2 separate regions of the Homo sapiens genome follow, and region 2 is linked to region 1. The links are chromatin loops, found by intact Hi-C in ENCODE. Cell type or tissue: Calu3. All regions are shown on one strand. Links, peaks and the distances in the headings refer to the core of each region. The heading gives the core; the rest is flanking DNA. Region 1 has its middle 32 kb from the start of LRRC3B-AS1. Region 2 overlaps LRRC3B (leucine rich repeat containing 3B).

Region 1 (2,931 bases), core at 308-2,807:
TATTTTTCTCTTATCCTTCTGGATCCACCTCAATCCTGATCCCCCCACCCCTACCCAAGACTGTGGGCCCTGAAGAACAGATAACATTTTTATTAATCTTTGCCACACCATTGTCTAGCGAAATGCCTGACACAGCAATATTTAGTGAATAAATGAATAAATGATTGAGGCTATATCTGTCTATTAAATCTATGGGAATCAATCTATACTGTTCCATTTCTGGAAAGTAGGGACAGTGCTTTTTATTTTTTTATACCCTCCTAAATGCTTAGTAGCTGTCTCATAATAAAGGCTCCCTGAGTGCTGGTTGAAAGAATAAATGAATAAACAACCCTTTTCTGGAAGTCCTGGTAAATCTTGCCCCTGCCTCTTTCTCTGTTCTGTGTCTCTCTAATGCTTTAGCCCCCACAGGCTTCATCTGTGTAGCTTATTCATGTTTAAAAATGAAGATGACACTCTACTGTCTTAGAAATATTCTAGACTCCAACTGCTATTTTTAAGAGGGACAAGTGCAATTGCGGTTACAGATCTATGTGAGGAACAGCAGGAGTTTATCATTTGTTGGTGCTGTGGAATAATTCCAACATTTATGGTTCATTTCTCCCTTTCTCCTCCCATCGTGTTTTCTCAGTTCCCAAGCTTGATAATGTCCTGCCATGTTATGAGAAAAATAGTACTAAATCTGATGGCGAGTCTGTGTTTGGGGAGTCTGGAAACACATTCTCTCTCTCTTTCTCTCTCTCTCTCTTTCTCTTCTCATCAAAAATGGCAGAGGTGGGGGCCGGGGTGTCCTGAGAGTAGTTAACTACCCTCACCATATTGTATCCAATCTATGTCATTGGGGGCACTATAGAGGATCCAAAAATAATTAATTTAATGTAGCCCTTCTCTTTCTCTTTTTCCTGGTCTCTGAGTTAAGGAGAAGATGACTAGAAATGTCATCCTCTACACTCTACATGCCAATATTTAGCTGGTAGGGAAACCTGGAGCCAAGGAGTCTGTTGAGCCCCTTTTAAGTGATAACATAAAATTCTAATAGGTAACTGTAGCCCACCTGCAAGGTGGCCCACAGTAATCTCTGCCTTCTGGTATTCATGCCTTCATACAGTTCCCTCCCATATTATACTAGGGTTGGTCTCTGTGACCAATAACCCAATATCACATGACAGAAGTGATGACATGTCACTTCCAAGATTAAATTCTATATCTGCTGTGACTTCCATGTGGGTCTTGTTCTTTCTCTCTCTTGGGTCATTCACTGTGGTGAAGCTAGCTCTGTGACTGTAAGCAGCCCAATGAGCACGCCTGCATGGTGAGAGACTGAAGTTCATTACCAACATCCATGTAAGTGGACTTGGCTCTTTGAACTCATCAAAGCATTGGGATGCCCGTAGCGCTGGTAAACATCTTGACCATAATTTCACAAGAGATTCTCAACCAGAACTATCCATCTAAAATGTTCTTAGATTCCTGACTTCAGAAGCTGGGTGAGATCATCAATGTTTGTTCTTATAAGCTGTTAAGTTTTGGAATAACTTGTTTTGCAGCAATAATTAACTAGTGCGGCTTTGTGGTTAATGCAAGGAGTTGAAATCAGACTGTGGTTGACATTGCCACATTTTAGCTATGTGAATTCTATGGGTTCCTTATTTTTCTGAGCTCCGAATTTATCATTTAAAAATAGCAACCTCATCTCATAATATCTACCTCATAGAGATATGATTCAATGGGGAAAATTCATGTAAACACACTTAGCACTGTGATTGCCACGTAGTTCAGTGCTCATCAATTCAACAGTAATTTAAAGAAATTCTCAAAATAAATATAAATATTTAAAAACCCTCTTATCGCCATTTGGAGTACAGCTAGTTCTAATTTAAAGCAGTGGAGAAACATATTTATTAGTAAGAATTCAATGAGCAGTACAGATGTGATGGGCAGGAAGTAGGTGAAAATGTTGGTTGTCTGGTGGTCTAGAAGGGAGCTCAAAGCCTGATTCATTTGCATATTAATATAAATTCCCACAGAGAGATTTTTAACTGTCCAGTAGGTCCTGAACACTGTTTGCACAAAGGCCCAAACCCTGATGAGATGTCCTGCTTATATAGATTTGAATCTTTTCCCCTTTAAGTATGGTTTTGCCTCAGGAAAATCACCGTTAAACATGAAGACATAGTTTCTTATTACACAAATGGAAACACGGAAATGCAGAGAATTTAGCCTCTTGTCTCAGGTCCCCAGATAGACATGCATCAGATTAGAACCCTGGTCTTGTGCTTTGCCTCCGAATCTCCTATGTCATCTGTGAGTTGCAAGGAGACATCCCAGAGCAGCTGAGACACATTCAATCCCTTATGCTTGCTTTGCTAAAAGGAGAGTGACTATGAAGCCAAGCATAGCAACTTATGTCTAACACATGTTAAGTACGACTCAGGCCAAATGTATTGCCTGGGAATTCTGTTCAGTGCTCTGATTCTCACTCTCTACATGTCAAAAGTAGTTTCTGCAGAGCATTAGCAGTGACAAACCCTATAAATCTAATTGCTCCTCAGGTGGTCCAGATGTGGTCTGAGTCTACTGTTAGGCCCATTTCATCATACTGGGGTCACCACTGACCTTTCAATGCTTCGATGCTATTGGAGATGCTGTGATTTTGGTGCTGGGATACTGCTGACCTCTTCATAGTTCTGTGACGCTGAGGATGCTGCTGAACTTGTCAAGGTTTGGTTCTACAGTGCCAGGAATGCTACTGATTTTCTCATGGTCAGAAGAAGCTTGCTGAAAAGAAAAGCTTTCCTGTATAGATATTAATGGGAAGGATTTGCCAGCTCCATACTCACCTTGCATATGAAGGCTCTCTCACGATTACAGCCCAAATAGAAACTCAAGAGTCTGTAATGGTTGCTGGCTTTGTAGAACAATTCTCCCAAG
Region 2 (2,931 bases), core at 309-2,808, 63 kb after region 1:
TGAAAAAATTCAAAAGACTTAAGTGGGGAAAGAGGAAAATGAGGGAAAAAATATTAGTAGGAATTAATGAAAGGAAAATGACTTGCATCTCCTTGACATTCAGTTCAGCTGGTTTGTGTTAGTCAGAGCCTGTACCTGAACAGTTCCTCCAAGAAATCTAGAATTTCTGTCATTTTTTTTACAGACAGGAACAAAGACTTCAAAAAGCTGATTTGAAATATTCTCAAAGATGAGCTTGGATATACATGTGAGTTCAGATGATGTTGCAGAAATTGATCTGTCATTAATAATGGTTTAGGAGAAGCTGACATGTCATTTCTCACTGACTTAAGCCTCTGGGAAGCTGAGAGAGATGAAGTATAAAACAAAACATGTAAACTGTCAAAAAGAAGAACTCACAGAAAAAAAAAAATAAGCTGACAATGTCCTTTAAAAAACAGTAAGATAACCTGAAGTCTAGCTGAGATTTTTGAGAACTCTTGATCATGCTGGATGTTTTAGGCCTAAGTCATTTCTCTGAGTACGGCTCAGGACCAGGTGTCAGATTTTCACCATGAATTATAATGTCCCCCATGTAAACTCACTGTGAACCGTTTGTTTCTGAGAGCAGACTGTACCCATATGTGTGTCCTGAAGTAGTTAGCATGACCACACAAAGATACCTTATTGAAAACAATAGTTCACCTAATAAGTGACATTTAGTTTATAAAGAAGTGAATTAGACTATATGGATATTGGAGAAAAAGTTTATAATGCCCATACCTGGTGGCACCAGATGGCTATTTTTTTTTCCATGTCTAATTAACAGCCTAAAATAGCCTGTGTGATACATTTCCTAGATGGGGAAACAGTCCAAAGCCTAGCTGAATTGCTGTGATGTTTTCCTGTTCCTGGTGATCTGTTTCTAATAACCTGCAAAATAATGGAATAGAATCATGATTTAAAATCTGTCAGAGAGTTGGGTGTCCTGGAACAAGACCAGGATGGACCTAAAAAATGCTGAAGTGGCTGTTTAAGTATTTCTTGAATGCTGTTCAAGTATTTCTTGCTATTCCATCTATACTAAGACAAGCAGACATAAGAAGCCGGCTGTCCAACAGTGGGGCTTAGAGAAGATTGTGAGCATGTGTAGCAATGCTTCTCAAGTTTTGCTGCATGCTAGAATCTCTTAGAGAGCTCTGGAAAACATCCTAGGTCCAGATTGCACTATATATAAATTAAACCAGAATTTCTAAGGCTGGAACTAAGGCACCAGTAGCTTTAAAATTTTCCCAGGTGGTTCTGATACACAGCCATAAAACAAGGCCTGGTATGATAAATGCAAATGAGGATTACCTGTATGCTCTGGGAGTACTTCAGAGAAAAGAGAAATCAGAAAGACTTCTTTGATGGGGAGTAAGGAGGATGTTCTAGGCAGAGAGAACAGCATAAGCAAAAACAGAGATGAGAAAGTGTGTAGTGGGACAGTGCAAAGTTCTTTTTGACTATAGCCTGGAGGCATAAAGGAGCAGCAGGGGAGAATATCAGAACATCAGAATATTCTGTAGAAGTGCTTGGATACCAGGCTGATGCAATCTTATATGCCATTTCATAGGCAAAAATAATCACTGGAGAAAGAATATTTTGTTTGTTTGTTAATGAACATAGCACCAGTGAGTAAAAAGTGCCTGGAAAAAAGCAGAAATTATAAGCCTGTGTCATATTAGTGGGCTGTTGTTGCTTTAAAATGGCATTTCCTAACTTGAGTCATTGCCTTATCATCTTCATAATTTTTGAATATAATTGTCTAATATATTTTTAAATTACTTAGTTTTACTTAAATATATTTATAAAGGATATCTACGTCTTCATTTATTTATCAATCTACTTATTTAGCTATCATCTGTCTATCTGTCTGTCTGTCCATGAACATTTATATTGCTCTCTCAATGGAAAACTAGTGCCACTTTTCATAAGTTGAAGTTTAACCTTAAAAATCAATACCATAAAAATAAAAATTGTTTCTTCTTAGATACTCTACTGCAGTGAATTAAACAGTGAAGAATTTCTTTATCTAGTAAAGAAATTAGTAGATATTACAAGAAAGAAATAAGCCTATAGTCATAGAGCAAACATTATGACCCTATCATTAAAGCCAATGATGAACTAAAAAGGAAATCTATTTCTCTCTTACGCTCTGAAGCTCTGTTAAAGCCTGTGAGAGGCACCATAATGTCTATATCTTGAGTTACTTGCAGTTTGTTTATGTAGACTATTAGTAAAAGCCAAACTCGAGCCTTCCTACAATGGACATGACTAAGGCATTTTACTGATAAGCAGATCTTACTTGATAGGTTGGCCTAGGATTATTAGTAAAGCCTGGTAGTGCTGAAGACAAATATTCTTTTTTCCTTTTCACTAATTCATCTGTCCTGTTTTCATTAACAATACTTAGCTTTATCTTTTTAGTTATCTTTCATAGATGTGCCCTTTTTATAATACCAAGTGAAGCAGAGCTCATATCTCCAATTCATCATTATTAACCACCCTATTACCTTCAGCTGCAATTCTAACTGTGTCATGGTGACAGAAATGCTCAGTAGTACATTATATTAATAATGTCTACTGGTTACTAAGTGTCTGTCATATGCCAGGTACTGGGCCAAGGTCTGTGCCAAGCATATCACACACATTGTGATATGGTTTAAAATTCTTCATGACCTTATTGCTATTTATTATCACCTTTTTACAGACAAGGAAACCACGACTCAGAGACTAAAGGACTAGTCAAAATGGTCATACTAATAAATGATAGTGCCGGACTTCAGACTAAGGTTCATTTGACTGCAAAGCCTGACCTCATCTACTTCTCTATTCTGCCTCCAACTGACTATGCCTGGTTGTTCAGCTTATTTTAGCTCAATGATTTATGAAAGCCCTGAAGAATCACTG

The links. Hi-C counts contacts between places; a loop is a spot of excess contacts. Peaks named below come from ENCODE experiments on the same cell type or tissue, not always from the same donor. Only the 100,000 strongest peaks of a DNase experiment are listed, where the experiment ranks them.
Region 2: a loop joins it to region 1, with 5 times the contacts of the local background. A loop is called at or near these places in 1 of 110 quality-filtered maps.

Annotation. Positions count from the first base shown.
Region 1 is chr3:26,589,749-26,592,679 of GRCh38, forward strand. No RefSeq gene overlaps it. Among named protein-coding and RNA genes, the nearest start is that of LRRC3B-AS1, 32 kb to the right of the region's middle. In Calu3, for the core only: no CTCF peak of the experiment used is centred there; a DNase peak (open chromatin) is centred at 1,553.
Region 2 is chr3:26,653,179-26,656,109 of GRCh38, forward strand. All of the region lies in intron 1 of LRRC3B (leucine rich repeat containing 3B), which reads left to right. Among named protein-coding and RNA genes, the nearest start is that of LRRC3B, 32 kb to the left of the region's middle. In Calu3, for the core only: no CTCF peak of the experiment used is centred there; no DNase peak of the experiment used is centred there.